3 separate regions of the Mus musculus genome follow, and all the other regions are linked to region 1. The links are chromatin loops, found by intact Hi-C in ENCODE. Cell type or tissue: heart. All regions are shown on one strand. Links, peaks and the distances in the headings refer to the core of each region. The heading gives the core; the rest is flanking DNA.

The links. A loop is a pair of places that touch in the nucleus more often than their neighbours do. Peaks named below come from ENCODE experiments on the same cell type or tissue, not always from the same donor. Only the 100,000 strongest peaks of a DNase experiment are listed, where the experiment ranks them.
Region 2: a loop joins it to region 1, with 2.2 times the contacts of the local background. A loop is called at or near these places in 3 of 42 quality-filtered maps.
Region 3: it touches region 1 in a loop (4-fold over the local background); 6 of 42 quality-filtered maps call a loop at or near these places.

The regions. Positions count from the first base shown.
Region 1 is chr7:109,514,954-109,522,529 of GRCm38, reverse strand. It overlaps Rpl27a (ribosomal protein L27A), which reads right to left and starts at 3,335. Exons shown (of 5, transcript NM_011975.3): 1 at 3,308-3,335; 2 at 2,882-2,945; 3 at 2,537-2,612; 4 at 1,888-2,062; 5 at 161-929. The coding sequence starts at 3,310. The coding sequence ends at 801. Snora3 (small nucleolar RNA, H/ACA box 3) reads right to left here and starts at 2,398; the gene lies at 2,279-2,398. It overlaps LOC115485611 (a small nucleolar RNA gene), which reads right to left and starts at 1,250; the gene lies at 1,121-1,250. It also overlaps a transcript of Trim66 not described here. In heart, for the core only: a CTCF peak has its summit at 3,557; DNase peaks (open chromatin) are centred at 3,459 and 4,333; H3K4me3 peaks cover 3,015 bases; H3K27ac peaks cover 2,816 bases.
Region 2 is chr7:109,441,342-109,448,917 of GRCm38, reverse strand. 1700095J03Rik (RIKEN cDNA 1700095J03 gene) reads right to left here. Exons shown (of 2, transcript NR_152110.1): 2 at 4,018-4,267. Among named protein-coding and RNA genes, the nearest start is that of Stk33, 6.1 kb to the right of the region's middle. In heart, for the core only: a CTCF peak has its summit at 3,666 (motif pointing right); no DNase peak of the experiment used is centred there.
Region 3 is chr7:109,464,668-109,472,243 of GRCm38, reverse strand. Trim66 (tripartite motif-containing 66) reads left to right here. Exons shown (of 20, transcript NM_181853.4): 10 at 1-10. Among named protein-coding and RNA genes, the nearest start is that of Stk33, 29 kb to the right of the region's middle. In heart, for the core only: no CTCF peak of the experiment used is centred there; a DNase peak (open chromatin) is centred at 3,903.

The sequences.
Region 1 (7,576 bases), core at 1,643-6,642:
AGAGCCAGAAGTCTTTTGTCCCCCAACACATCTTAAAATGAATTTTTCCGTATTTAGTGACCCAACTTATACTGCCTCTTACTACGCACTTGTCTACTAAAGCAGCGTCAGTACTAAGCATACACAACCTACTCCCTAAAAACTTCCAGATTTAAAGATGTAGACAATCAGGATCTTGGGCTTTATTTATTTACTCCAAGGTACTCTTTACATAAAATTTCATCTTTCTAGTAGTTCAAAGGTCACAGCTCTGGTTCTACAGTATTCCCAACCAGTGATGTCCTGTTGCAGGTAGGCATGCTCCCTTGGAACAACACCTAGATGCCACCAACAAAGCGAAGCTGGATGGAACCTACTACCTCCTCCTCCCCTTAAGTTTTCCATGCTAATCTGTCCAGTATTAAGTGACCAGTCGTCCTGAGCTACCTGTCCATCACAGTAAGCTTACAAAGCTAGGCAGTTGCTAGCAATCTGGATGGCAAGGTTTTTCAAGAACTTTAGATTTTCAGGAAAACCCATCTCATTTCTGGTCCTCGGGATTTTTTGAGACCAGGTTTCTTCACTTTGGACTGAAAGTAATGGCATTCATCAATTCTTTGAATATCAAGACCAATACACACGGGGATGTAGGAATTTACAACTGTGCATAGTTGGGCTACACTTATTCCCACAGACTGACTCTCAAGGGCCCACACCTCACCTCTTCCTAGAATGTTAGGCAGATTTCCAACATGCAGACAAGGAAGGATGCAAAGACCACATGGAAAATGTTAGCATTTAATTAACCTCCGGTGTGGCTTTTAAGCCACCAGAACACAGGCACCTCCAACACCCTTAATCTTCTCCTCAGCTCTTCTGCTGAAGAATTTGGCCTTCACGATGACAGGTTGCTTAGGGAGCTTTCCCTTGCCCAGAACTTTGTAGTAGCCCTATAATAGAAAGATTCACAACATACATCAGACACATAACACCCCAAGATTCAGGTAGGACTTGACTTATTCCCCCTTTTCAGGTATGTAAAGCCTGGCCTCTAACTCAAATGTAGATCAATATGGGATCATAGAGATTCACCAACTACACCTCCATAGTTGAGAGTATAGCATATGCCAGCCCAGATAGGCCATGTTTCTGATCTGGGCACTAGAAGGGACACTGAAGGCCCCTACCAATGAATCAAGACCAGCGATTCTCTCCGAGAACTGTAGCACACCAGGACAAGCACCATGTCAGGATGTGACTCTAGCCTCGGCCAAACACCCCCCCCCACTCCTGACCAGTTACACCCTACTAAATATAGTAGGTTAGGAATGATGGGCCCATGAAAGCCTCCCTGTGGTTTGGGTCTCTGCACTTAGGCTGGTGTGGTTTTTTTTTTGGGGGGGGGGGGGATGGGGGTACTTTTAACAATATAGGGCCTTAAATAATGAACACTTTAACCTGCAAAAAAAAAAAAAAAAGCCAGGATGTGCCTTAAGACCATTCTGGACCAACTATATACCTCAAAAAGCAAACCTGTTAGAAATGGAAACAAGTGGGAACCAAGCAGAGGAAGAGTTATTAGCATGTGACCAATTCAATCACCTGCAACAATTCTACTAAAATTTTCTAATAGGTAATGGCCAAATGTATATATAGGTTTGGCTTTCAAATAAGACCGTGTATTAAAGGTCCCATTAAGAGTGACAAGGCAGGCTGCTGGAGAGATGGCTCAGCTCTAAGTACTGACTGGACTTCCAGAGAGCCTGTGTTCAATTCCCAGCAACCACATGGTAGCTCACAACCATCCATACATAATGGGATCCGATGCCCTTTTCTGTTGTTTTTCTCTGAAGAGTGTTCTCATATACATAAAATCTTTTAAAACGAATGGCAAGTCAGTTCACTCACTGATCGAACAACATCAATGATGGGAGCAACTCCAGTCTTGTTTTTTGCCGCATTGACCCGTGTCTGCTCGCTGACCAATGTCCACAGTTTATCCAGGTTGACTGTTGGGCAGAAGCTCTGGTTCCTCTTCAAGTGGTAATGCCGCATACCAACTTTCCCAAAGTAACCTGGGTGACTGGGGAGGGAAGGCAACCATCTTCAGAGCCTCACTGAGAAAACTTATCTTTGTAGTTGTCTCCTAGTGAGTGTAAGTGTTCACTACTGTAAACATTGACACAGCAGGCACCAGATACAATTTTTGAACTAAAAGTCAGGTCACTCAGTAGCACCCCCACTCCTTAAAGGATTCCCTAAATAGGGTGCAACGTAACTTTGAATGGGTTAACTTGACATATGTCACTAACCTGGTGACTGACTGTGCCAGAAAGTCCACACAGCCAGTGAATAAGGTCAGCAGTTATTCTTCGAGGACTTAAGCACACTAAGGCAACAAGCAATACCTGAGCGTGACTCTAGCCTCGGACAGGTCCCCTCAGTTCAAGTGCAGCGTTTACTTGCTAAAGCTAGCCATACCAAATGGTAAGAAGCCCGTTTCCAGGGAGACACCGTCCTAACTCACCCCTTCAGCCCCCACTTCCAAAACACTCACTATTTGTCAAAGTTGATCCTGTGGTGGTGCATGCCTCCAGCATTCCCGCGGCCGCCTGGGTGCTTGCGGTGCTTACCTGTCGGCACACAAAGCAACTTGTGTGACTTATAGCTGCTCACATGCCCTTATTCCTGCTCTCAGTTTACCATCCGTTTCTAAGCCCGATTTATCAAGACTCGGGGATAGAAGGAACATTTACGGCATTTCACATCCCAGCGGCATGTGTTTAACTCTCACCCCGCTACCAACATAAAGTAGGGGAACTGCAAGTGTTTCCTTCCACCCACGGATGTCTACTTTCCAACAAAACTCCAAAGGCCAAACGCCGAGGAGGCGCACACTTACCGATGCGGCCGTGGCCGTGGCTCACGTGGCCCCGGAGTTTCCGGGTCTTCCTCAGTCTGGATGGCTGCGTGGGAAAAACAGCAAAGTGGTTAGGCCTGCTTAGAGGATGGGGAGACCGGGGAGAGGGCAGCAATGCCTGCCTGCCCGGATCAGGCCTGCACACGAGGACTTGCCTTCTGGAGCACCGGCTAAGCCGAGGCCGGGACTCAGAGCGTGCTCAGCCGCCCGGGCCCGCACGTCCACGCGATCCCAGCTCTGGTCGGAACACGCGGCCCCACGTTCCTCGCCCCACACCCGAGTGGGTCATCCCGCCCCGCAGGCTACGCCCAGCCATGGAGACCCACTAGGACCATAGCAAGCAGCTGAAAGGCTGGGAAGCAGAGCCCCGACCCTCCGCGATGGAGCGGAGGCCAAGAGAAGACCTACCATGGCGGTGGCAGAAAGGGAAAAGGGAGGAGCTCACGAAGTCTCGCGAGGTAGCAGGCGCGGGGGCGGGACCAATGCTTCATTTCCGGCCAGGAGGCCGGCTTCGGGAAGGGCTCCTGACGTCACGGCTCCCGGCGCCCGCCTCTTCCTTTCCGTGTGGATGGGCGGGGTGAACCGGTGGCGCCCGCCCCCGGAAGCCCCGGTAGCTCCTCCCTAGTCGAGCGCCGCTGCGGCCGGTCATCGTCGGAGTGCACTGTTCTTTTCTGGTGCGGTTGGTTTTTGTCTCCGGGCAGCAATGGCGGTGGCTCAGAGCATCGGCAAGACTTCCGCAGGGCCTCTGACGTCCCTTAAAGGGACACTGCCCTTCTCTTTTGCTCTGGTCCTCTCTTCATGTCCTGCCAAATTTGAACAGCCTTCTGTGCTTCAGGGATCTAGATTCTGTAACTATTTTGTATAAACATCACATTTGAATTTTCTCCAGACTCTGGCTGGTATGCTTTTACTCCCCTGGACCCGAGGTTCCCAGCCCAGCGTGCTCCTCATACAAGTATTTTCCGTGTCGACCTTCTTGGACCTGTTTTGTTACTTGTTTACTCGAACTATCACACTTGTAACTTCTAATTGCCAAGTTACATTTTTCTTCCCGATAGAGCCCAGATTCTCTAAGGGTTCAGGACTGGGCAATTTTGCTTGTTTTCCTTTTAAATCCATGAGTTCCTGGCGTGTAGCCTGCTTGCTAACAAAAGTGGTACACTTGTGCACAAGATTCTAACCCCTTAATCTGTTTTATTGTTTCTTACTTGATCCGTTAAACTAAAGAATATTCTAGTCAAAACTCTCAGAAAGCAGAGTGGGCAAATCCTGTCTGTCTGCTAGCTTCTTGCTCGGTGTTTAGTCCATTACAATCTGGGCAGTTTGACTTTAGCCACACCATTTCCTCAAGATCTTGTATTTGTTTTGAGACAGGGTCTTACTCTGAAGCCAAGGCTGGCCTTGTACCTCCTGACTGCTGGAGTTACACTCCTAATCGATTGGCTAGGCATGATGGTCTCGAACTTTCTCGTGTGGGCTGTAATAGCATATCTATGGCTGTCCTTGTTCAGCTCCTATTCAGGCAGTCCTGTTGGTGATACTATGGGTGTGGCTTCTTACACTCCTAGGACACACAATTTCACAGTAAAGCCTCTGATCTCTGGCTCTTACAGTCTTTCCCTCGCCTTAGGTGGAGGGGTTGTTTTACAGATTTATCCAGTGGGACTGGACTTCACACCTCTGCATTTTGATTGGTTATAGCTTTCTATATCAGTTTCTTTCTGCCTGTTGCAAAGAGAGCTTTCTTTGAGGGCTGAGGACTACCATTTTCTGTTATAAGGACAAATATTAGAACTACCCATGCCTTCACTGCTAGTATCCCAGTACCACTCTTGATTTCCCTAACCTTAACCTTTTGATCCTCCAGTCTTAGCTTCCCATGTTCTGAGATTTTAAGCATGTACCCTCATGACCAACTCTTTCTGAACTCTAAAGAATAGAGGAACTACCTTAGTATTCTACTACTTCCAATAGCACTCCAGGCCACAATGGTAAGACCCCCAACATCCTCAGAGCGCCTTGAACTTTACAAAATCTAGCTTCATTTTTTCATGAGACAAAAGACACAGAACTGGGTGACTTGTCCTAGGTTATAAAGTTGGTAGGGTACAGAGCCTGGACCTAGCCTTCCCCTTCCCTCTCCAGATTCCCCGTTTTTAGTCTCAGTGACCACTCCCTTTTGACCTCACAATACTCTGATCTTCATCTCTCCTTCATCTCACAGGCATTAATCATATACTGCCTAAGTCTAGCAGAAAGAGAGGTTTGAGAGTTGGGATCAAAATTTAAGAAGAGATCTGCTGCTGTCCCATATGTTCAAGGAATGAGCCAAATTACTTAGAAATTACCATTAGGGACGTGATCTATCAATGGAGGAAAGCTAGCTAGGAAGAGCCTTGGGAATAGAGGGTAACATTAAGTGAATTTTAATGGGACCTGGAGCAAGTATCAAGTCAGGGCAAAGAGCAGAACTAGAATCCTGTTTCTGAATAGTTTGCCAAGTGCTTTGGTTATAGATGAGCTACATCCTCTCCTCGGGACACCTGGCTGAACCTTACCCAGTAGTCTTAGTGACAGTTTGATCTCTAGAGTAGAGGGAGTGTTTGGGGAATTTGTCCAGCTGTGGTTTTCTAGACAGCTCCATTTCTTCCTCATTAGGCAACCAGCCCATTGATTCATGGTTCCTGTGCTCGTTCAGCAAAGTTAGCTTCTTCAGGTCTATCAGCCCTGACAAAACAGAGAAGGCTCAGTTCTTTATCTGAAAAGTTGAATAATAGTAGCCATATGTTAAGACATTAGGTCACCTCTCCCTCCCCACTGACCACGACCTTGAACGTGATACATGAGAACTGTTCTTTGTGACAATTCCATGAAGTATATCACAGCCTTGTGACATCGCAGGCATTTGAGCTACTTACTTTGGAGGTTCAGAGCTCAGACAACACTTGTGGAATGAGGCAAAGAGAGATGGTGCCAGGCAGTGGCTGCCTGGGGAGGCAGGTAAATCTCAGATCTCTCCTCTGGTCCTGGCAACACACTATCTTCTGAAAGAGTGCCCTGCTGGCCTCTTTCCTTTTTTTCTCAGGGTTCCTGATTTTCCTTAGGACTTCAGACAGCAGCTGTTCTTGGAAGTATGACCACTTCCAGACCTGTCTTCTTCTCCTTCTCCTTCTCCTTCTTCTTTTTTATTTTTTCATGACAGGGTTTCTCTGTGTAGCCCTGGCTGTCCTGGAAATCACTCTGTAGACCAGGCTGGCCTCAAACTCAGAAATCCGCCTGCCTCTGTCTCCCAAGTGCTGGGATTAAAGGCGTGTGCCACCACTGCCCGGCCTTCTTCCTTTTTTTTTTTTAAGGGATATATTTTCATTTATATGTATGTGTGCTGTTGAGAAGTCAGATGATGTTGGGTCCTCTGGAGTTACAGGTGTGTGAGCCACCCAGCGAGGTCACTGACAAGTGAACTTGGGTCCTCTGGATGAAGGGCAGCCAGTTCTCCTAAGCACCAAGGCATCTCTCCAGCCCCATGCCTTATCTTCTTGCTCTTCATCTTTAATTGGATATTAGGAAAACTTATGTTGCTCTCCTTCTAAAAGGAGACTACTGGCCTGTCATACCACAGGTCTTTAGTCCAAGTACTGGGGAGGCAAGACCAGGTGGATCTTTATGCATTTGGGGCCAACCAAGGCTACATAGTGAGAAGTACAAAAACTTGGAAGTCCATATTTAGTCTACAAGTGTTTCTAAATGTATATACATTATATATATATGTGTGTGTGTACACATGTAATGGGACAAAAATACACCATGAGGGGCTGGAGAGATAGCTCAGTGAGACCACCAACTGCTCTGCCAGAGGTCCTGAGTTCAATTCCCAGCAACCACATGGTGGCTCACAACCATTCATAATAAGATCTGATGCTCTCTTCTGGTGTGTCTGAACACAGCTACAGTGCACTCATATAAACACAAATAAACAAATCTTTTAAAACAAAAAAACAGCATGAAAAGAAGTTCTGAAAAAAGGAGGATAAACATCTCAAATCATAGTCTCACAAAACTTTATGTCAATTTTCAGATCATGTTTAGACGGTAATGGGCTATATGCAGAGTTAATGATGACAGTATGCTAATCTGTGTGTGTGTGAGTGTGTGTGTGTGTGTGTGTACGGAGAGTATGCATGTATATATGTATATACATGGAGGCCAGAAGAATAGTTTGTTTCTAGGTGTCATCTTTTGCTCTCTGCCTTATTCCCTTGAGACAAGGTCTCTCACAGTTTTGACTAGGCTTGGTTGGCCATCAAGTGCCTAGGATTCACCCATGTTCATCCCCCAGAGATTACAGTCATACACGGCTGTTTATGGATTTTTTTTAAATATGTGGGTGCTAGGGGTCATACTCCCGTCTGCAGGCTTTCGCAGCCAGGACTCTAACCACTGAGCCATCTCCCAATCCCCACATCATTTTCTGTATCATTGCCCAGGAATAAGGATTGGCTCATTTTATTTCTTGTGGTGCTGGGAATCGAACCTGGCACCTTGAGCATTCTAGGTAAGCACTATCACTGAGCTGTAATCTCAGCTTCAGGTTTATTTTCCACAGCTGAAGAGTAATTTGCCTTCGGCATGTGCTATAACATACTAAGCCATCTTGTGTATTTTGTTTTTGTGTTTTGG
Region 2 (7,576 bases), core at 1,543-6,542, 74 kb after region 1:
ACATGGACTACAGAAGACCTTGTGAAAGGGGTCTGCGTGAGCACAGCCTACTCTTCAAAATAGGCCTGAGGTAGATTTAGGAAAAACATATTTATGAGAGCCTGCTTCTCATTGCCAGGCAAAAACACCTCAAAGTTCCTTGTGTCTGGTGTGGTGGTGCACACCTGTAATTACAGCACCAGGAAAGCTGAGGCAGGGGGATTGCCTAATCCAGCTTGGGCCTTGTCTCAAAACAAGAAATCAACCCCCCCCCCCAAGCAACCTTCCTAAACTGAATAAATATGTAAACAGAAACAAAGTTAAGCCGGGCAGTGGTGGTGCACGTCTTTAATCCCAGCGCTTGGGAGGCAGAGGCAGGCGGATTTCTGAGTTCGAGACCAGCCTGGTCTACAGAGTAAGTTCTAGGACAGCCAGGGCTATACAGAGAAACTCTGTCTTGAAGGAAAACAAAAACAAAAACAAAAACAAAAACAAAAAACCAAACAAACAAACAAAAAAAGGAAAAAACAAGAAACAAAGTTAAGCTTTTTGACCCAGTGACCCTCTTCAGCTCTTCATTGTCTTCCTGCACACACATTTTGGTGGGGATCGTTTCTGGTGAATGTAAAGGTTTTTATTCATTTGGAGTGACCTCTGACTCCCTGTGCTAGCTATTGTTACCTTGACCTCTGAATCCCTGTGCTAGCTATTGTTACCTTGACCTCTGACTCCCTGTGCTAGCTATTGTTACCTTGACCTTTGAACCCCGCCCCCTCCCCCCAGTTATTTTTTGTTACCTTGACACAAACTGGAGTCACCTGGGAAGAGGAACCTGAGTTGAGGAAATTTTCTCCATCAGATTAGCCCATGAGTCTGTGGGCCATTTTCTTGGTTGATGATTGAATTGGGAGGGGCCTAGCCCACAGTGGGCAATGCCACCCCTGGGCAACTGGTACTGGGTTGTATAAGAATTCAAGCTGAGCAAGCCATATTGAACAAGGCGGTAAGGAACATTCCACCATGATTCCACCTCGATTCCTGCTGGAGTTCCTGCCCTGACTCCCCTCACGGATAGACTGAGACAGGGAAAGTGTAAGCCACAAGTTGGTTTTGGTCAGTGTTTTATCACAGCAACAGAAAACAAATTGAGGCAACTCCATTCCTATTTATGGACTCCCCACCTCAGGAATCTTGGATGGCACAGCTTACTCTTCACTGTGAAAGCTAATACAGGGACCAGGAGATGTCTCACGAGGTAAAGCGCTTGCTGTGCAAGCGCAAGGGCCAGAGTTTGAATCCCAGCAGCCATGCAAAGGCTGGGTGTGGTAGGCTGTGTCTGTTATCTCAGTGCTGAGAGTGGGTGGATACAGGAGGATTGCTGGAACTTACTGCTCAGCCAGCCTTCCAGAATTGGTGAGCTCCAGGTTCACTGAGAGACCCTGTCTTAAAAAAAAAGGAAGACCCAAGCTGTTGGTTTGGCTTTCACACACCTGTGGAGAGCCGTATGTGCTGCGAGCAATCGCGTGCATGCCGCCAGTAATCTCTGAGGAGAGCCGTGTGTGCCGCGAGCAATCGCCATTATAAGATGGCTCGGGCCTCCACTGTGCCTAACTAGTAAACAAGCCTTGTACGCAGGTGCAAGAGTGAATTCACTCCTAGTCACTCCCATTCTCGGGGTGTAATAGTGGGGTGATGGGCAAGCAACGAATCGGGAGCTGTCACGCCATATCAGGTGCTGAAACGTCACGCTGCGGGTTATAAAAGCAGCGCCATTTTCCCGGTTCGGAATCTTCCTGAGAAGCAAGCAATAAAGCTTTTGCCGCGGAAGATTCTGGTTTGTTGCGTCTTTCTTGCCGGTCGAGCGGGACGCAATACACACCCATACCCACATAAACACATACAAGCATAACACACACACACACACACACATACACACACACAGAAAGAGAGAGAGAGAGAGAGAGAGAGAGAGAGAGAGAGAGAGAGAGAGAGAGAGAGAAAGAGAGAGCCCTCGAGGGGAGAGGGCACACTAAACACTTTAGAATCTTGATTTCCAAGCATCCCTTCCAGCCACTGGTCATAATTTAAGAAGGAAATAAGGATCTGGACATATGGCTCAGTGGTTAAGAGTTCATACTGCTCTTCCATAGGACTGAGTTCCAGCTCCCAGAACCCACATTCAGCCGGTCACAATCTCCGGAAACTGCATATCCAGGGCGGGCGTGTGGCTGGAGGCCGTGGAGTTGCCACGGCAGCAGCAGTGGATGAAGACTTAGGTTCTGGTTGTGGAGATGCTTCCTTCAGCAGAGCAGCGCTATGGATGACTCCAGGAGTTGTTCCTGGCCTTAGTGGAGCTCTAAGCCTAACTTTCCAACAAGCTTGATCTTTGAAATCACCTAAGAAGCCCCTTTAATAAATCCCCTTTCTGTCTAAATTAGTAAGAATTGGATTCTATGCCTTGCGACTAACCATCCTGGTGCAGAAATGTAGGCTTAGATTTTTTTGAAGCCTACTTTTAATAAGAGTTTACCAATGCCCTTCTAGCCCATCACCCACAGGTAGGGAGAAAAGGTGGTAAACAGGACAAGGGGATGTGCACCTGTTTAGAAGTAGTTCCTTGGGGGTGATTTTAATCTGTTTGTCAGGACACCAGCACTCTACTTCAGTAGTGTCAGGATAGCAAACACGAATTAGCAGTGGTGGCATGATGTAGCAGAAACTGCCAGGTCTCTGCCAAATCAGCACAAGTCAGTAAGAGCGACCAGGATGAACCAGGACCCCCCAAACATCACGTGTCCTCCCATGGGTCTTACCTTATTAGCAAAACGCCATGTGAGTCGGTATCAGTAAAACACCACATGAGTCACCTGACCTGTCAGAAACTTACTTCACATAAATCCCTAGAGTCTGATAAAAGGCATAGACCAACTTTTCTGTGCTCCAGACCTATACATCCTATGACAGTTGCACACTCACTCATATGTCCCAATGTCACCTAACACAGGAGCCCTCAACGTATTCTTCCTCTCATCTTGCCATAGCAGCCAGGCAAGGGGATGGAGGGTAGGCGGTGTCAGGTGAGAAAGCTCATGCTTTTAATGGTTTTAATGCTCCAAGTGAGGCCTGGAAATCTCAGCCCTTTCTCTCCCAGCCCTGTGCAAGCGCCTGACACTTCCCCCTTTCCTGTGCTGTTGTCTGTCTGTCCTCATTCATTTCAGGGTTATTTCTCTAGGTCCCTAGGACACTGAGCCTTTGTGTGCTGACTCTTGGTTCCACTCTAAGCTTCTGTCTCCTCTCCTGCCCCAGCACACAGGCTTGCAACATGTTCTCTGCCTCTACACCTGGCCTGGGGAGTATTTTATGTAATAAACATAGTATTCCGGCTGGAGAGAGAGCTTTTCAGGCACCAAAAACCCTGAAAACTAGTAACAGTTAGGTGGAATGGCTCAGTGAGTAAAAAGGCTCGTCCTGAGTTCAGCCCTCTGGACTCACGTGGTAGAAAATCGTAAGTTTCCTAAGCTTCACGGTAATGTTGGACTAGAACTCAGCCAAATTACACAGGAGTCTGTAGTTTCTTCTTTCAAAATGTCTGAGACTGAAATTGCTCCTGAGCCTCGGACTAAATAAAAGCATCAGGCAGGTGTCATAAAGTTCTTGGTTCTTGGCTCTGTTGTAGTGTGACGACAGCCCTGTAGATGGCGCCTGAGGTACTTTCTTCGCTTCCCTGGAAGGCAAGGACTGTTTGGTAGGGTGTTTCTAGGGAGAGACTGATGAGCATAGTCTTAAATTGGCTCCCCACGACTCTTCATTAGTTTGGAGAAAGGAAAAATTACAGAGTGGATAAATCAGATAACGCCTTGACTGTGTGCTCAGAATTGCATTACCAATCAGTAACAGGTGGACACACTGTGCATCCAGATGTGTTTCTCACACAGGAATGTAGGATGTCTTATGGCTGAGAATAAATGACCTGAATTTGACCACAGAGAAGCATCAGAAAAAGAAATTGTATATTACATGAAGGCAGGAGGCAGGACTCTTTTGTAAATTGTTTTATTTTTACAGTGTTTAATCTTGTATGTGTGTGTCTAAGTGTGGGTATGTGATTTGTGTGCACATCCTTGAGGAGGCCAGAGGTGTTTGACATCCCTGGAACCTGCTGATACAGGCTGGAAACTGAACTCCGCTCCTCTGGAAGAGCAGAGCATGCTTTAACTGCCGAGTCATCTCTTGTAGTCAAATAATTCCTGTTGCTAGGGTCAGAGAAAAGTTGGGAAAATGTTCCAGCCTAATGGAAGGTAAAGAGACATGACTGTTAGTTTTTGTCAACTTGACATAAACTAGAGTCACCCAGGGAACATGGAACCTTAATTGAGGAATTGCTTCTTATCAGAATGGCCTTAGTGCCAAGGGGATTTTCTTGATTAATGATTGATGTGAGAAAGCCCAGCCTATTGTGGGCGGTACCACCCTTTGGCAAGTGGTCCTGGGTTGTATAAGAAATCAAGGAATGGATGTTTAAGCAATGGAGAGCAAGCTGGCAAACAGCAATCCTCTGTAATCTCTGCTTTGGCTCCTGCCCTGACTGCCCTCAGTGATGGACTGGGACAGGGAAATATAAGTCAAATAAACCCCTTTTTCCTCAGATTGGTTTTGGTCAGTGTTTTATCACAGCAGTAGAAAGCAAATTAATATAACAACTAAATGTAATGTCTGACTCCAGACTAGGTCCTGTAATGGAGGAGGAAAATTATCCTAAAGGACGTTATTGGGTCAATTGATGAAAAAAATGATTCTTCTCTCTATTGTCTTAGCACCTTGACCACTCAACAAAAATGTTTCGACTGACCTCTGTGTTCTCTCTCACTGATCTGTATGTCTGGCTTTGTGACAACATGACTCAGTCCTGATTATAGTTAGCTGCGAATGTGAGAAGCGTGACCCCTTCAACTTCCTCCTCTTCCTCTTTTTCCTCCTCTTAAGACTGGCTGCTCTGATATCATTTCATTTCCATATGGATTTTAGTGTGAGATATTAATTTCAATAACAAGAGACTAAAGCTTTAGCTAGCAGTAGCATTGTCTTTATAAACTACTCAGGGAGCACTGCCATTTTAACCATCCTAAATGTCCAGGAAGAGGACTTAGTGTGTACCAACTTGAACTCTAATAAGTTTTATCTGATGAAGAAGGCTAGGCACAACATTCAAAAACTCATCAGGGGCACAGAGTTTATGGACAGATATTTCTGTCAATTGAACAGTGAGGGTTCTATTTATAAAATAAAAATGCAAAGACTCACACAGACTGCTAGAGCCTACTAGGAAAAAAAAGTCCCATTAGGAAAATCTTACATTTTGAATTACACATTTTCCAAATACAAGTGTCATGGGGGGGGAACCTTAATAGAGCATGCAATAATCTACATATCTCTGACTTTGTTACATCAGAGAAATTGAGTGGTTTGTTTTAACATGAAGGCTTAAGCATTTGTTGTTGTTGTGTTTGTTTTTGCGCAGTACAGGGTATAGAAAAGTACTTTAGCAATATGCTAAGATATTTTAAATAAAACATGAAATTTAATTAATGCATAAATCATCTGGGATTGGTGGCACACATACAGCTTTATAGTCTCAGCTCTTGGATGGCTGAGGCAGGAGCATTGGGAAGAGTTAAAGGCCAGCCTCAATGACATAGTGTGAGGCCAGTCTGGGCTATAGGAGATCTCTATTTCATATAAATCAAAAACTACACACACACACACACACACACACACACACACACACACAGAGAGAGAGAGAGAGAGAGAGAGAGAGAGAGAGAGAGAGTGTTCTAAAACAATAACACAAATCAACCGTTCCTTGACTTAAGAAATCTACCTCTCTGCCCAAGCCCAAACTCTGGTACCTTTATCAACAGGGTCAACAAAAGCTGGAACAAGCTGTGCTAGTTACTCTTGTGTTTGTTCTCTCACCACGCTTCAGTTCTGACCTCTCTCTTAAATGTCAGCAATTTGATACTCTACAGTACCTGACATTACCCTGAAGTGTTTACGTAAATGGCATATCATACTTGCTGCCAATGGTGACGTTAATAATTTCAGGAACAGGAGAGCATATTGTAGTGCTGAGGTGACCCCTGGAATAGAGCGAGGTCCTTGGCAGTGTCTAGAGTTTGTTGTGTTAATGGTTATGGTGCTGCAATTCTTTTCTGAGGACCTGGGCTCTGGTAACTAGCCATAATATTTAATGTGGCTGCTTTGAGCAACTTGAATACTCTGAAAAATGTTTTTCGTCTGGCACAACACCAAGATTTCCTAAGAAGATCCAGGATGTCTCTGTGTGGGTTTCACAGACTCCCGAGTGCATCACCTTCCTGTGTAGCTTCATTGGTTTCTCTCTATAAGGACAAATGCAGAGGTGTTTAGATTATGTTATATTAAGATTTTTTTGGAAGGGGGACTTATTTGAAAAGTATATAATTCAAAATTTAATTTCTTCCTAAGGAGGTTTTAATTTCTGTTGGGGTCTACCACTTTATATGGTGTTTGTAGATGAAACAAGATAAGATGATAGACTGGGGGTATGTGTATGGGGGAATCCTCTAGAGAGGAGGTTGGGGTGGGCTTTCTGAGGAGGGGGCAACTGTACAGTCTGAATTATGAGAAAGCAGCAGCCTTGGAGAGCTAAGAGAGCAGAGCTTTAGAAGCAGAAAAAACAGCAAGTGCAAAGCGTGTGGGGCAGCATAAGATAAACATCAATATAGTAGTCAATAAAAAATCAAAGTCAGAATGAGGGGAACATGGAAGAGGATAAAAGAGAGCTGTAGACATGTGAGCTGCTAAGTTTAGCCAAGTTATTAAAACTGAACTGCAAATCTGAGCCCCATCATCTCCTGGAATCCATGCTAAGAAGGGAAATGAAGTTGATCTCATGGTTTTCTCCCTTCATACGGATAAGGCATGACTATTTTTCCTAACAGAATTGAAAGTTTCTTGCATGGACTGTCCTATGGGGGCATAAAGTAATTATATTAGTTGGCAAGGGCTCTATACCCACAGCTATTTCTTTATAGAAGTGGGGGACTATCCTGAATTTTTGGATGGGCCTAATCTAATCATATGAGTTGTTCATTTATTTTGCAGTCCTGGCAAACCCAGGGCGGTACACATGCTAGGTGGGTCCTCTTTTGCTGAGTTACATCCCCAGCACTCACTCTGGTCCTGTAGAGCCTAGAACCTTCTCCAGATGGAATTAGAGGCCAACTAAATCTCAGAAGTGTTTCTGTTAGTAAATACATATACAGTGGGTGGCAATATAAAACATATTTCTTTTTAGTGGCTTATGAACCAAAAAAAGGAGAAACCCTGGCTTAGATAAGCTGGAAAGATTCTGCTACGGGGTTGGGACATTCTTAAAACCGCTTTAAAGTTAGGCAGAGTGGTGCATGCCTTATATTCCAGTACCCAGCAGGCAAGTGGGTCTCTGTGAGTTTGTGGCCAGCCTGGTCTACACATCGAGTTTTAGGACGCCTAGAGTTGTATAGTGAGTTCTGTCTCAAACAAAACAAACCCTCTAACAAATGCAGAGATGTCACAA
Region 3 (7,576 bases), core at 1,066-6,065, 50 kb after region 1:
GGTGAGAAAGGTAACTTGGCCCCGACACCAGCCACCTGGATAAGGGTGACGGGATTCAGGGAGGTGTGTTCCTGTTCCATCCCTGGATGCTACCCAGCCCTGACTTGTGCCTTTTCCCTAAGTCAGCAATGAAGCAATGATGGTCTTTCCCCATTCCCACTTGCACTCCCATATGGGCTCACTGGGCTTCATTTAGAGTGGAAGGGGAAGGAGTCGATTTATTCTATGCTCAGAATGGTGTGTGGTCCTTTACGATCTGACTTTGCCTTCCTAATGGCTGTCTGAGGTGGACATCGCCACCAAGCAGCTAAGGGAGCTGAGACCTTCCGGCTCCATGGCTGTCAGAAGAGCTGAGCTTTACTTAAGAACCCAAGGTGTAGCCTTTATCCTTTCTGCAACGTAAACGAGAGAAGGTATTTCATATGGCTCCCCACCACACAGAGCTATTGGCCTTAGAATTAGAGCCAGCACATTGGTTAGGTGCATGGTTGGCAGAGATGTCCTTGCAGAGACAGTTGAGGACCTACAGACATGGAGATCACTTGAAGATGAGCCATCAGAGGCCTCTGGTCTAGTCGCCCTCTCATTTGCAAGCACTCACTGGCCTTAGCAGTAACCCAGCCCCCAACAACTCTGAGTTGTCTTTCTCTGTTTTTTTTTCTTTTCTTTTTGTCTCTCCACTCTATCCTCCTTCTAGCTGGAGGTTTTCGACAAATGGGCTCAGCAGAAACGGGAACTGCACTTGGGAAGGGGAGTGGCTGGAAGACCCTGCCTATTATGCTTGGATTTGGGGTTCAGTGCTGGGGCTGGGGTATTGAATGAAGGATTTTCAGCTAGGAGGGATATTTGAAAGGTCACTTCAAATAGCCATCAGTGGTACAAAAGACCAGAATAGTATGGAGGAGAGAAGTCAAATGAAGTTAGTAGCTGTGGGAAAGAAGAGGAAGCCAAGGTTTCAAGGACTATCAGATGACAAGAGCTTTGAATCCAGTGTCTGATCAATGGCAGGAAGTGAGACAAAGTCCTTTGGCTCAAAACCCTGGTCTGTCTTGGTCTAGGGAATGGAAGCATGGGATAAAGAGCATCCTGGCAGGAAGGAGGGATGTTGTTTTGAATTGCTGATGCTCCCCCATGGCAAACACATTAGAAGACGAGCCAAAGCAGGCATTATTAGTGCCCAGAATTCATCAGGAAGCCTGGGACCTGCTGGTGCTTAAGTGATGGGAGAACCACGCAGGAAACACTGCTCTCATTTGGGAGTGAGGTGTGCAGCTGTGTTCTTACATGTAGTATGGAGGAAGGGAGGAAACCACAGTCAAGCACAGAGACTATGCTGCCTGTGTGAGTCACTCTAGGGCTCTCTGAGTAACAGAGGGATACGGTCATTCTGGGTGGCTGCAGGTTGGCAGTGGAGTTAGTCAGCTCTGTAACATCTTGCTCTGAACTGTTCTTGGTCCTCATAACTGGCCTGGGCCCATGTTATGGTTTGGGTAAGGGGCAGGCAGGTGGGGTGGTACTGTCGAAGATGCTTTTTATAAGGCTTCATGTCTGAGGCTCCCAGTAAAGGGCTGTTACTGTGGCCCAGAGGGAGCTTGGGTTTGGCAAAGAGGCCACCATAAGGAAAGGTGATCTAATTTGAAGGGATTATTTTGTTTTGTTTTGTTGTGCTTTGTTTTGTTTTGGTGTGTGTGTGTGTGTGTGTATGAGTGTGTGTGTTTGATTTGTTGTTGTTTCAAGACAGGGTTTCTCTGTATAGCCTTGGCTGTCCTAGAACTCACTCTGTAGACTAGGCTGACCTTGAACTCAGAGATCCATCTGTCTCTGCCTCCCGAGCACTGGGATTAAAGGTGTGCACCACCACTGCCTGCCTGGGATTTATTGCTTTTAAACTGGGGCTGAGTGAATAAGAGATATAAACTTGAAGATACCAAATATTTTGAACACCTCATTACTGAATGATAGTTTACATGAATTTAAAAACAATTTTCCACAGCTTTTTTTTTTTTTTTTTTTTTTTTTACAAATTCCACTTTATGTCTTTGTTTATCCTAGCAATACTATGAGGAAGCCACTTTCTTATTTCCCTTTGAAAGATGTGGAAACTGAGACACAGAGAGATTAAGTGACCCAGTGTCTATGGGCAATGTTAGGATCAGAACACAGGCTCCTGACTCAAGCTGTTCTCACTGACTGGGTTCAATGGCTTCTCTGTGCACTTCAGTGGGAGAAAGAGGACTCCATGTCGGCCTCTCACTACTGGATTTTGTCTTTGAAGTAGCTGGGGGGCTTTGCTGGAGAGTCCTTAGGACACAGCCTTCCTTGGCTTTTGTTGCCATTGGTACCAATGTTTGGGTCTGCAGCCACTCCTCAGCTTGTGCTGGCCCATGGGTTCCAGGGAAGTGAAATGTCCCTCTGAAGACCCTAGAGCAGAGAGACCCGTGGCACCAGGCTTTCCTGTGTGCATTCCATGCCAGCTCTGTTGTCACTAGGACTTTGATTAGAGCAGTGCACCTGCTGCTGCTAAATGACCTCGCAGTGAAGACGTTGCAGCTGAAGAGGAGATATGAAAGTTCTAGAACAAGTCATCTAGAAGGAGAAGCCCGCACTCTCATCCTGTCCTCTACCTTCCATGCACCCAGCAGGATGTTTGACTTTGATTCCCAGGCACTGGCTGTTGCCTAAGCTCCCTAGTCTTAGTTCAGCTACTCTGAAAAGTGCCACGGTCTCAACTCTACAACACAACCTCCTTACAATTCTGGTGAATCTGGAAGGCGTTTTCACTGGCTTCTTTTCATACTTCTGAGCTAATCACTCCAGGAAGAACACATACGAGCTTATCTTTAGAGCACTCGAAGGGCCATAGGCATCACAGAGAGTTAAGCCGAGTCTCCCATTGCCTGCCAGTGAGCTCTCTGCTGCGTAGAGTGCAGCCCCAGTTCTTCTGTAAAGGACTTTGAGGTCACTGGGGTGCTGCTCACGGCTGAAGTGGAGTCTGGGTTGTATTTCCTGTGATTATTGAGATTTGCGGAAGAATGAAGGATAATGGCTGAGGTAGAGAGCAGGTATACCATTACCAAAGCATGCTGACACCTGAACTCTTTTTAAAAATGTTTATTTATTTTATATATATGAGTACCCTGTCGCTGTCTTCAGACACACCAAAAGAAGGCATCAGATCCCATTACAGATAGTTGTGAGCCACCATGTGGTTGCTAGGAATTGAACTCAGGACCTCTGGAAGAGCAGTCAGTGCTCTTAGTTGCTGACACCGCTCCAGTTGTCACTGTCTCTCCAGTCCCAGACACCTAACTCTTAACACCTCTTATAATGGCTCCATGAGATTTACATCAGCCTGTGGAAGAGGACATTCTAGCCCAGAGATGAGAACTGACTCACCTAAACAGAACTGTAAGCCTGGCATATGTGAGAAAATGCATCTTGTCTTCACATCCCTGAATCAATTGTTGTGGACCAGATCCTGGATATTCAACCTCAGCAGTGATCTCATAGTCATAAAAGATGGTCCTGAAAGTAGTCAGAATGTTGTTCCCTGGGCCTGGCGAAGCTTTCCGAGGGAGTGTCCCAGGTCCTGGCTGGCAGCTGCAGAACTGTGCTACAATCTGCTCTCTCCTTTAGGAGTCAAGCCAAACACTTCTCGGTTGCATGTGAGTCTATCTCTTTAAGAAGCTCTCTCTCTTTAGTTCTCTCGTGAAGTCCTTCACAGACCAAGCCTGACTCTTGCCCACATCACCTGGTCCACAAGGAAACAGGCACTTGCTCACACATAGGCTGAGAGTCTCCTCCAGTAGCCTGAGCAGACTCACCCGAGCCTCTAAGGTTTTGTGAGTTTCACTCTGCTGGCTTTCATTGCAGACCTACTGAATTCCACTCACGCCTTTCCTCTTCCTCCCACTTCAGTCTCTAGGGTCCTCATTGTCTCAGATCATCAAGGCCCTGGGTACTTTCCAACTCTTTCATCTCCTATGACCCCGTTTGACTCTGGTCAGCGGGAGTGCCCCTCAGAGTAGCTTTAATTAACACAGGAGCCTTTTGAGGTGGTTGAGAGCTCACTGCCAGTGATAGCAACAACACTACTATTAAAAATCAACATGTAAAAAACCGATATGTGACACCAGCTACTAGCTAGGTTAGTTGCTTCTTCACCTGCCTCGTTTGGCTGTTCTGTGATCTCCTACTGTTAAAAAAAACAGTCTGCCTATCTGAAGCTGTTAAAACGCTCAGATATTCTGAGCCCTTATATTCATAAGTCCGTTTACCTCTGTATGGTAAATTACCTCTCCTTATCTGCATCCCCAGCCAGAGAGAGAGAAAGAACTTTCAGTGTATGATCCTCTTTCCTGCTGTATATCAGCCCAGTGCTCTCTGGTGATGTTAACCACTGTGAAGCAACCTGAAACCAGCAGTGAGCAGAAAGAGCTTTGGAACAACAACAGAGACAGATGGTACACACCCATGCGGCCATTCTAGCATGTGTGACATCATAAGCCCACACATGGGATATAGCTTGAGCAAGCAAGTTTAGAAACATGGTTTTCTTTAAGGTTGCTTCTCTCTCTCTCTCTCTCTCTCTCTCTCTCTCTCTCTCTCTCTTTTCTGGGGGTGGGAAGCATGGGGTGTGCAGTTGTGAGACAGGGTTTCTCTGCATAGCCCTGGCTGTCCTGGACCTCTTTCTGTACACCAGACTGGCTCACACTCAGGGCTCAGGGACCCTCCCGCCTCTGCCTCCTGAGTGCTGGCATTAAAGGTGTGCCCCCCCCCCCCCCCCGGCCACGACCTGCGTAAGGAGCTGCTCACTTTCTACATTCAAGCAATGAGGAGATTAGAAGTGAGGAGTTAGGATTTGTATAATGGAAACTGCCAAGAAGGAAGACGGCAACTTCACCTGAAGAAAGGCCACATATGAGGCTGCCGAAGGGACACGCCAAGCCTTCCACTCTGAAGAGACTCTGGAAGCGTTACTGGACTCTGCCGCATCTCAGCTGGGCATTTATGTGCTAGCTTCCGTTAGTTCTGCTTAGTGAGACTATGTCATAGTTACGGTTTGAGAAGTCATCCCACCCAAAATAATGGTTGCTTTGTTATGTTTTGTTTCAAGACAAGGTTTCTCTGTGTAGCCCTGACTGTCTTGAAACCCTCTCTGTAGGGAAGGCTGGCCTCAAACTCAGAGATTGATCTGTCTCTGCTTCCTGAGTGCTGGGATTAAAGGCATGGGCCACCACTGCCCAGCCAAAATAATGTTCTTAAACTAATTCATTTCGTTGTTAAAGACACAGTATGTTTCAGATATCTGGGGTGAATTGATGAGGGACAGCATGTCATCGTCCTGCTTTATCTGCAGAAATGTTATCTTGCTGGAAGAACCAGAGATATAATAAACTCAGGACATGTATACTATGTGTCTGTTTGTTATTTTATAATTACTTCTCACTAGGATACTGGATTTCTAGCCAATGGCAAAAAATTAAGATCATCTAGCAGGTTTCCCAGGCTAGACCAAGATTCCTACCTATCCTTGGGCTTAGATGGACTTGGGAAATCTGGGTAGTCACTGTCTCCACTTTCCTCCTTGTTTCAGTGAAAGAACAAAGCTTTCTCTGAATTTTGAGAATACCGTGTGGCAAACACTAGAACAGTAACTCCAGAACTCCAGAAGGAGACGTGGGTGGTGTAGTGGGAGAGGGTGCTCAGCAGGTTACAGGAAAGCTACTAGACAGGTCAGAGGCTGGGTAAAGAGCTGCATGGGTGATTGTCAGAAAAGACAGGGAGCTCTCAGGCAAGATGGCAAGTCAGGTGGTAAGGACAGATGAAAAGACAGTGGTGTGCTCACACAGGCAGACAAAAAGAAGGAGATGGGTCTGGAATGAATGGAGCTCAGTTGCTTGCTTAGCGTGCACAGCACCCTGAGTTCCATCCTTACTGCCTCATAGACCTGGGTGTAGTAGAGCAGCACTTGAAAGGAGGAGGCAGGAAGATCAGAAGTTCAATGTCTTCCTGAGCTACATAGCAAGACCCTGTCTCAACAAACAGATGAACTGAGATGAGGAGGAGGGCAAGAGTCCCTAACACTTGGGTCCCGTGGAGGAGGAGGACAGTTAGGAGCAGGTGAGCTGGCGCTAATGAAGGGTTAAGAATGGGTTCCTAGTCTCAGGGTGGTCTCCCCTCACCCTCTAAAGACCCGAGTTCAGTAACAGAGCAAAGGGTTCTTGGCATGTTGATTCTTCCTTTCTGAACTAGAAAATAGTCGACTTTCCTTGCAAACCTCAAAATACACACTTTATGAAGCCTGAAGGTTTTATGTGTGTGATGAAGTTGAGCAGTTCAAATCAATTAGTAGTAAGTCATATTCTTGTGAGGCTTTATGGCAGGAATCCACTTTTGCTTTTTCTTGCTTGACCTCTCAACCACACTGGGTACTGCAAAGGTCAGGTCTCCTTCCTTCCTGGCAGAAGCTCTTTCTGTGAGTGAAACCTTGGCCACTGTGTGGCCGTATTCCCAAGCCCAACCCTGGCATGCTCGTTAGAAGCCCTGCTCTCCTCCCTGGCTCTACTTGCCCGCAAGGTCCTGCTGTAGCTCTGCTCATGTGTGACACTGGCAGAGAGCAGTGAGAGCTCTTGATTATCCACTTTCTTCCTGCATTGAAATGAGTACATTTTGGTGTAGTGGTTGGTGGCACTACATTTCACAGAGACAGAAAAGTATCAAAAGTAATTAACATGGTGTAGATAGGTCCCAGAAATGCCATGTATATGCATATGTGCATGTGCGTGTGAATGTGTGTATGGAATTTATTTTATATATAGTATATGGTGTTTTGCATATATACATATATTTATAGTCTTTGTACCATGTGCATGCTTGGTGCTCATGGAGGCCAGAAGAGGGCATGGGATCCCTTGGGACTGGAGTTACAGATAGTTGTGAACAGCCATGTGGGTGCTAGGATTGAAACCCAGGCCATCTGGAAGAGGAGCCAGTAGTGCTCTTAGCTACTGAGCCATCTTCCCAGCTGCCATTGTTTTTACAGCCTATAGACATGGGCCAGTGTTAGATTCTCATAACTGTTTCAGAGTTCCTTCCCCCGTGGAAGTTTCCCAGCTTTACTCTCTCTAGCACTGGCCCATGATTGGCCATAGATGTGGAGATGAAAGAGATAAGTTATAGAAGCAGATCACCAGCAGACTTGTTTCAAAATAAACATAGTCCTTTTGTGGCTCTGTCTGCCTGTCCCCTTCTTACTCTGTCACTGTGTGAACTCATGTCACTACATGAAGTAAGAAATTGGAAAGAGGGAGTTGATATCCTCTGAAAGGTTTGCTCTTTGAGATTTGGCTTTGAGCCCAACGCAAGTGATTCGGTAGTTGATCTAAGTAGATTCTGGATTAGCATCAAGGATCTCACCAAGGGCTTGCTGGAGCATGCATGGAACCCGGAATCCAATCTGTACTACCTTATAAAATTGGGCCTAAAGGCACATGATTTAATCCTAACACTTGAGGAAGCAGGAGGATCAGATGTTCAAGGTCAGCAGCAGCTTCATGTTTAAGTAATTCTCAGT